2 separate regions of the Homo sapiens genome follow, and region 2 is linked to region 1. A link is an interaction called in ENCODE POLR2A ChIA-PET data of the cell type or tissue named here. Cell type or tissue: MCF 10A. All regions are shown on one strand. Links, peaks and the distances in the headings refer to the core of each region. The heading gives the core; the rest is flanking DNA. Region 1 overlaps LINC01303 (long intergenic non-protein coding RNA 1303). Region 2 overlaps SYT16 (synaptotagmin 16).

Evidence for each region. Peaks named below come from ENCODE experiments on the same cell type or tissue, not always from the same donor. Only the 100,000 strongest peaks of a DNase experiment are listed, where the experiment ranks them.
Region 2: POLR2A ChIA-PET joins it to region 1 with 6 read pairs; 2 of 35 experiments call an interaction of 5 or more read pairs at or near these places.

What each region holds. Positions count from the first base shown.
Region 1 is chr14:61,552,008-61,556,402 of GRCh38, forward strand. LINC01303 (long intergenic non-protein coding RNA 1303) reads right to left here. Exons shown (of 5, transcript NR_110416.1): 5 at 4,265-4,395. Among named protein-coding and RNA genes, the nearest start is that of PRKCH-AS2, 8.7 kb to the left of the region's middle. RefSeq lists enhancers at 1-412, 413-922, 817-866. In MCF 10A, for the core only: no CTCF peak of the experiment used is centred there; DNase peaks (open chromatin) are centred at 1,094 and 1,944.
Region 2 is chr14:61,904,701-61,909,095 of GRCh38, forward strand. The region is part of intron 1 of SYT16 (synaptotagmin 16); the gene reads left to right. Among named protein-coding and RNA genes, the nearest start is that of SYT16, 94 kb to the left of the region's middle. In MCF 10A, for the core only: no CTCF peak of the experiment used is centred there; no DNase peak of the experiment used is centred there.

The DNA of each region.
Region 1 (4,395 bases), core at 152-4,151:
GCAGAGCCAAAACACTGTCTTTGGTAAGTCTGTGATCACTCAGCAGCTTCCTTCTTCACAATTGCTTCTCAAGCCCACTACCTGGGTTCCCCAGTTTGGGTTGAGTCCATTCTTTTGAGGCTATTTATTCCATGCCTATCAGGTTATTCAATAGCTAATGTTTATATCTGAGAAGAGAGAAGATACACAGGATATTTACCTAAAGCTCAAATGAGTCTTCAATTCCTGGTTACAATTCTACTTCACATCTTTCTTCAGTTCTGCTAGACCTGGCATCCCCTTCCAAGGGATCACAAGGCTGTCTTGCCCACACTTCCTGAAGAAGGCTGGCACAGAGCAGGTAGCGAGCCATTCAGGCAACTGGGCCAGAGTCCACTGGGGCTGCTGGGTTCCCTCAGCACAGTGGGCAGCATGGAGGTCAAGACGAGGTCACATTGGGACCTTTCACTCCCTCAGGTCCATCTTAAGACATCGTCAGGCCTTATCATCCCACTGTCCTTCCCAGCCAGTCCTCATCCCACACCCATTTGCTCCTGCTCTCCCAAGCTATTCCACGGTGACCTAACTGAATTAGACACATGGCCTTGAGTGTTTGAAAGGACAATAACTTCAAGCCTTTGCTTTGGGATGTGGGTCAGCCTTTGACTGCCAAAGTTGCTTTCACTTAATGGCTAACATGTTGCATGTTTATTACATGTGAAGCCCTGTTCTAAATACTTTAAGTGTATTTACTTATTCAATACCCCCCATGAGGTGGGTACTCTCAGTTTCATTGTACAGATGGGGGAAAGTGAAGTACAAGAGATTAAGTCACTTGTCTAAATTCACACAACTAAAGCAGTGGGGTTAGGATTTGGATCAAGCAGTTTAACTCCAGAGTCCCTACTTTTAGCTCAGTTCAGTGAGGTTCTTCTATGAAAGCGAATTCTATTTTTCCACCTTTGTGGGGTTGGCAGGAAGCACCAAGATAAACTGCCAGCTGGGCAGGACAGTATTAGCCCTCCCCTGGGTAGAACAATTTATCAGCAGTGGGACTGCATGATTTGCATATCAAGGGGCTGGAGCTGCTAACCCCAGTTCTTGGAACTGGGGCAGGCCAGGGTGATGCAATCAGGACTTCAACCTCCCTGAATAGGGGAAGAGGAAGTAGTCTGGTTCTCTCTGAATCCCGTGAGCCCCATCTGAACCCCTGGGGTAACTTCTGAGCCTTGGTGGAGTTTCCAGCCCTTTCTCCCCTCGTAGAGGAGCCACTTCATGTTTTAGTAACTCTTCATCACCCACCCCGCCAGCTCATGCAGCAGCGTCAGGAAGAAGGTGCGCAGCCTGGAACCTACCTTGGCAGCTGCATGTTTACAGCTATGAAGCTGAGCTGGTGTAACATGTTAGCAAAGAAAAGAGCAAAAATAGACCAGGCACGGTGGCTCACGCCTGTAATCTCAGTACTTTGGGAGGCCGAGGTAGGTGGATAACTTGAGATCAGGAGCTCAAGACCAGCCTGGCCAACATGGTGAAACCCCGTCTCTACTAAAAAATTACAAAAGTTAGCCGGGCGTGGTGGTGGGCGCCTGTAATCCCAGCTACTCAGGAGGCTGAGGCAGGAGAATAGTTTCAACCCTGGAGGTGGAGGCTGCAATGAGCTGAGATCACGCCACTGCACTCCAGCCTGGGCGACAGAGGGAGACCCTGTCTCAAAACAAAACAAAAAAAAGCAAAGCAAAAATAAAAGCATCCCATTTGTCATTTATTGATCTTAATTGAATCCTGACCTCAGATGATCTGCCCGCCTCGGCCTCCCAAAGTGCTGGAATTACAGGCATGAGCCACCACACCCCGGATCTTAATTGGGTACACATTGCCTTGAAAATATTCCAGCCACGGATTTGACCATTTCACATGCCAACATGATAAAGCTGTTCATTATTCCCAGGTTTGGTCATCCTGGTTGCTTAATCTAGCAATGTTGACTTAAAATGACTAGACAGCCCACAGTGATTGCCCCCGGCTCAGGGTCACACTGGGCCCTGTAACTTCTCATTTTACATCATCCAAGGATAAGACTCCAGTACAACTGTAGTAGATGTTTGTGATGAAAATGAGCCCTTTGCTGAGATGTTCCTCTGAATTGAGTTGCAAGTTGGCCAAAGCTGGCCAGAGTGCAGCTGTAAAGGGAGCTTTGTAGTCTCCTTTTGTTCCTTTGTTGAATTGTAACCAAAGCTAAGGGAGCTACCCTGGGCTTTATCCCGTCCCCACCTCTTCACCTCCACTGCCCTGCCAACTGTTCTTTCCCTCCTCCTGCTTCCTGGCTCTTTACTCCCCTACCGAGTACGTCGGTTCTGCACTCTCTCTCCCTGCACCACTTGATTCTTAGAGCCAAACTGTTATATAGCCAGTTTTCCAACCATCAAGATGGCATAAAATTTTGATTTGCATATTTATTTTATAGGCTCTTTTAGAGCCCAGAAATGGCAGTCACCTTTCCCATGTGTTTCTGCGTCTTTGGCATCACCCTGTGTCAGCAGCACTGAGTGCCTAGGTGAGCCACCCTACCCTATGCTGCCCGTGCAGTCTAGGGGGCAAGATGTCACATGGGTAAGAGCCCTGGCTGGTAAGAGTAGTGGGCAGCCCTGGGGGCTGAATCCACACTTACTGAATGTTCTTGAGAAAAGCTAGTTCTTTCTCCAATTTCAACTTTCTCATTTGTGAAATGGGAGTGAGCATAGCGCCTGCCTGCCTTCTGTTAATACTGCAGGGATTAACTGTGATACATTGTCAAGCGTTTGCCACAGGGCTGGGACACAGAAATGCTCAATCGATGTTGGCTATTATTATCGTCAGCTCTCCCACAGAGGGCTAAGGGAAGGTTGCTTGTGATGTCCATCTGAAAATGGACAGAGAGGGACACTCGTGCTCTCCATGATGCCCATCCCTTTGGATGCCGATGCCATGCCACTCCAATTTGGAGGGATTTCACTTTTCTAACTGGCTGCAGAACCTCCTCAGGAGACCTTATTCTTTTCCTAGGATGTTTTGAGTCCATCCTGCCCCAACTGACATACAGGTTCAGCCTTAAGTTTGATATTCTGCTGCTCTCCTTTGAGGCCAAGAAATATCCACAATTTTCCCAAATGGCTTTTCTTACCAGTCTCAGGAATTATTTTGTCCTTCCAGATCTAACACAAAGGTACATTTTATTCACTTCTGACTGAATAACACAGGGACCACACCCAGCATCAGTACCTGCCGGGCACCCCCAGTTACTCACCATGCCTGTGCGCCAGTTCAGAGAAGAAAGGACATGTGTCAAGATGTTCAGTAGGGTCTGGCATGCCTAAGAATTTGAAGCCAATAGTAGAACCAAGAACCAAAGGCATTTTCTTCCTAATTTAAGGTATCTGTGAAGAAGTTTCTAGTAAAACAAGAGTCTCCATAGTCCTGTGTATTCTTAATGGAAAAGGCCTCAGCACTCCTATCCCCTTGCAACAGCCCTTCCAGATCACCCAGGTCTGCCTTTCTTATGCCACGAAGGCAGTTCTTACCCCACAGAGGCATCATTCTTCCAAGGCCTTAGGCCACAGTTAGAAGAATTTAGGCTAGACAAAGTGAAGATTGTGTAGGCACCGAGTGTGGTCAGACATGCAAGTGGATTGCAGAGGGTGAGACAGGAATCTTCTTTGGATACATTTCAAATTAGAAACCAGGATAGTCTAGTAGTCATTTGACCTGAAAGAGCCAGAAATAACTTAGATGACCTCTCGAGTTCTTGTAGCCTTGTACTCATGGCTAAAAGTGAACAGAGGGATATGGTCAGTTGGTCTCCCCTGATAGACGCCAACCCACACTACTCCCACCATATAGAAAACCTCTGTCACTCGAATTTTCTCCCTGTCCATCTCTGTACAACCTGCATGCCCTAGCACACCTATGTGCCTTCTCTGCATGCTCTCTCAATCCCAGGATTCCCTTCAGGCTCACATAGATCACTTGTCCCTCAAGTCACATACTTGACAATATCTTATACCTGATTGCCTTTCATAGTTCTCATGCTCATTCATACGTGGAAAACAGGAAAACTTTACAAAGTTAAAATCAGCACAAGAAGTTCACAAGAAATATAAGCCCCCTTCTGACAATAGAGCATTTGTGGATGAAAGAGAAAGCAGGATTCCTCAACTCTGTTCTTTTTTTTTTTCTCAAGGAGAATGATTTTTGAGATGAAACAAGTACAATACTCACTGATAAAAATGAATCGTAGCCCAAAGTAAATAAAGGGATTATACGAAGCATTCAATGAGAATAGGCAGAATTGCAGAACAATTATTGAAGCAGTAATTTATGAGCACTGGAAGTGGTGTTGATCATTAGGGCTGTGCAGGGGTTTATAAAGAACAGGTCTTC
Region 2 (4,395 bases), core at 311-4,310, 350 kb after region 1:
GAATGCCCACTGACATACTGCATTCTTCTCACTGGGCCTCTGAAGGCAGATTGACTAAGCCTTTGGCCCACTTTTGTCACATGTATAATATTTATGAATTTTCCCTTTGTCTTTTCTTCCCTATATCTCATTACTATAATTAGCAGCTCCTAATCATAATTCACTTGAACCTGCAGGACCTCTGGGAGGTTAGAAACATAGCAATTATTAAAAGCGGGAGATCATTAAGATTCACTCAAAGGAGGTGAAGGAATAATCATGAACACATTTTCTTATGTGGCCTAAAACTTGTGTTGCCATCTAATTGCTTCTGTTACAGTTGGGGTCAGAATAGAATATCATGTATTTACTTATATCCCACTTCGAAAACCTCTCCCTTACATTTCTTCCTTGTTCCTTCAATAACCTGATTTCTAGGAACTACCTGCACTGACTTATGCCCTAGGGCCATAAAGATGAGTGAAACCCAACACAATTCTCAGATGCCTGAAATTCCATCTAAACCATTCTTTTAGCTTAAAATCATGATTTCTGCGAACACATCTTTGAGAAGACTTAAGCTTTTATCAAGTATTAAAACCTTTGTGTGAATGGAATATTCATGGTAGGGATGTTAGCTGTCCTCCAAAGTTCATGCTCTTTCTTTATTAGGCTAGTGCAAAAGTAATTGCGGGTTTTGCCATTATTGGCAAATTGCTGCAATTACTTATGCACCAAACTATTATATTGCGGAGTTGTTGCTGAGAAGTGGCTGTCTAGGTAGGAACTATATTTCCCAGATCTTCTTGCATCTGGGACCATCTGACTGAGTTCTGACCAGTGGAGTGTGGCTGGAAGTGTTGTAAGCTGCTTCCAAACCCAGCCTATGGCAACCTTCTGTGTAATTATCTGCTTGCCTTGCCCTCTTCTTACACCTGCTAGCTGACTGTCCACACCCCGGGTCTCTTTGGAAGTCAAGGGTTGAAGACAGCAGGGTCTCTATCAGTCTAGCCCTTAAAAAATTATGTGACACAGATCCCCTCCACTTCTATTTTCTGCTGCAATTGGACTTCTTCTTCTTCTTTTTTTTTTTTTTGGGGATAAATCTCGCTCTGTTGCCCAGTCTGGAGTGTAGTGGTGTGATCTTGGCTCACTGCAACCTCTGCATCCCAGGTTCCAGTGATTCTCCTGTATCAGCCACCCAAGTGGCTGGGACTATAGGCATGTGCCACCACGCCCAGCTATTTTTGTATTTTTAGTAGAGACGGGGTTTCACCACGTTGGCCAGGATGGTCTTGAGCTCTTGACCTCGTGATCCGCCTGCCTTGGCCTTCCAAAGTGCTGGGATTACAGGTGTGAGCCACCGCGCCCAGCCATGGACTTCTCTTATGTTAAGACACTGAAAATTGGAGTTTATTATCACAGCTAGTGCTTCCCTAACTAACAAAGAAGTAAAACACTTTCTTTAAAACAGTAGGTTTTGATAGGGAATTTGAGACAGCCAATTTCCTCAGAGAAAGGGAGAGGGCTGTGTCTACTGGTGAATGTGGGAGGGTTCTAGAATGACAAGCAGTGAGCCATAAAATAATTTTCTTCATTTAATTATTCCTTATGTTTTTTAGTAGCACAGTCTTTCTCTGTTACCCAGGCTGGAGTGCAGTGGTGCAGTCATGGCTTGCTGTAGCCTCGAATGCCTGGGTTCAAGCGATCCTCCCATCTCAGCCTTCTGAGTAAACACGAATATTCTTAGGGCTCTGTACTGTTTGTAGCATATTGGCTAAAAAGGATTTTTCACTGATTTAGCATTTCAGATTCTTTTCTCGCTCTTCGGCTTTTTTTAGTATAGTTTTCCTTCTCTTATTTTCATGGCCTGAAGCAAATATTTGTAAATCATCTCCTATATGTTCAGTACTTTGCTAAGCACTAGAGTATGCAGTTTTAGTTTCTTCTTGCTCCTAGCTGTGATGTGAAAATTCTAAAATGATATAAATGAACAGCTACACTAACTCAAGATGTACCATCCATCCATCCTTCCATCCATCCATCCATCCATCCATCCATCCATCCATCCTTCCGTCCGTCCGTCAATCCATCCATCCGTCCGTCCGTCCATCCATCCATCCATCCATCCATCCATCCATCCATCCATCCCAGTACTTGTACTATCCGCCTATGATGTGCCAGGAGCTCCACAAGGCTCTGAGGACACAATGGTAAATGAGACACACAGCACTTTGTGTCTCACAGAGCTCACATTCTAAAAATTAGAAATCATCTTAGAAGTAAATTACTGTTTTAAATGCCTGTTATTCATACCCTGTGCTAGAAGTTATGATGGATATAAAAAATACATGGAATTTCTGCTCCAAAAGCCTAGTCGAGGCAGAGACAAGCTCCCTTTGTCATTGCAACTGAAAGAACTGCTCTAAAGGCAAGGTGAGCTGAGCAGAGTGATTTAGTTCCTTCAATAGCTGCTTGGTTCATGGAAACTTGAGTTCAAGTGCATCATGAAAGTGGCTTTTAAATATTTGATCATTTTATTCTTGGTTATGGTTGCTTTGAGTATTTTCAGTAAAACATCTGCTTGTGTTTCCTGAGTGAGACATGTATATTAACTAGAGATGACGTTCTTATGAGTGATTATTACCAATGAAAATGTACTTCATTAATAAATGAAATCTGCATTAATTATCTTTTTGCCATGTAACAAATTACCCCACAAGTTGGCAGCTTAAAATAACTTTTATTATTTCATAGGTTTTGGCATCAGGCATTTGGGAGTGACTTGGCTGTGTGATTCTGGCTCAGGGTCTGTCTGAGGCTGCAGTTAGACCTTCCATTGGCATCAGAGGATCCACTTGCAAGCAGACTCACACACATGGCTGTTGGCTGGAGGCCACAGTTGCTCACCGTGTGGGCCTCTCCACAGGGCTGCTCATGATATGGCTGCTACATCTCCCCAGAGTGTGGGATCCAGAAGAGAGAGTAGGGCAGAAGCCACAGTATTCCTTATGGCCTACCTCGGCAATGACATGCCATCAGTTTTTCCATGTTTTATGAATCACACAGGTAACTCTGGCACAATATGGGGAGAGACTACAGAAGGGTGTGAGCCCCAGGGGGGTGCATCCTAAAGGCTGACTGGCTACCACAGTATCCTTTCTCCATAATTTTTTTAACTCTTAGAAATATCACTTGAATAAAGTGAGCTTACGTCGTGTTCCTACAAAGAGATTCAGGTGCCACAGGATCTTTAGGACCATATACAAAGAACACAGAGCATGAGAGACTTTGTGTGTGTTTAGGTGGAGATGTGTATGTAGCCATGCTCTTGCAACTTTGAGAACCTGTTGATCATTTAATACTATACTTCACAGTCCTCACCTGAGTAAGGTGGTGGGCCACCCCTGTAGGACAAGACCAGCCTTTGGCCTTTAAAGGCTGCTGTTTACCTGTCTTTCCCCTTTTCTCAGTTTTTCCACCAGCGTGTGAACTGCAAAGTTGATTTAGGTGTACCAGGTTTAGCTGCTTGGTGAACTCACAAAGTGTTCCCTTGAGACTTAAAATACAATAAGCCAGATTGAAGAGAATCAAACATATGCCATGGATTCAATCAGTGATTCACGAATTTGTCTGATCATAAGAATTATCTTCCATTCATTAGAAATACATATTCTCAGACTTTCCTAGACCTATTATATCAGAATCTTCTGTGGAGAGGCCTGTGTTTGTTTTTTTAAAGTCATTTCAGGTATTTTTTTAGGTTTCATAAGATGAGAAAACACTGGATTATATCACGTCGGGAATAGGAATTAGATGAACATCTAACTTAATGGGATTCATTTAATTTGAAATAAAATGGAGAACACAGTTTTAATAAGTGGACGGTTTTGTTTCCTAATTTTTCTTAATGAACATTTGCTCCAAACTGAGCAGGGATGGAAGGAAGGTCTGACTGTATTGCTTTCTTGGCAGTCTGAGCTCCATGGTGCCTTCAGGTCATGAACATCTTTTTCTGATTGAAAATCTTATACTGAGAGATACAGGATTTTTTGGTAAGTGTTCCTGAAACGCAAGCTAGCTTCTACATCTGGTGGCTGTGGCTCAACCAAAAAGCAGCAATCCATTTCTTTCTTTCTTCCTTTCTTTCCTTTCTTCTCTTTGACAGAATCTTGCTCTGTCACCCAGGCTGGAGTGCAGTGGCGTGATAATGGTTCACTGCAGCCTTGAACTCCTGGGCTCAAGTGATCCTCCCACCCCAGCTTCCCAAGTAGCTGGGACTACAGGCACATGCCATTACACCTGGCCAACTTTTTAATTTTTTGTAGAGATGGAGGTCTCCCTGTATTGTCCAGGCTGGTCTTGAACTCCCAGTCTCCCAAAGTGCTGGGATTACAGGCATGAGCCACCGTGCCT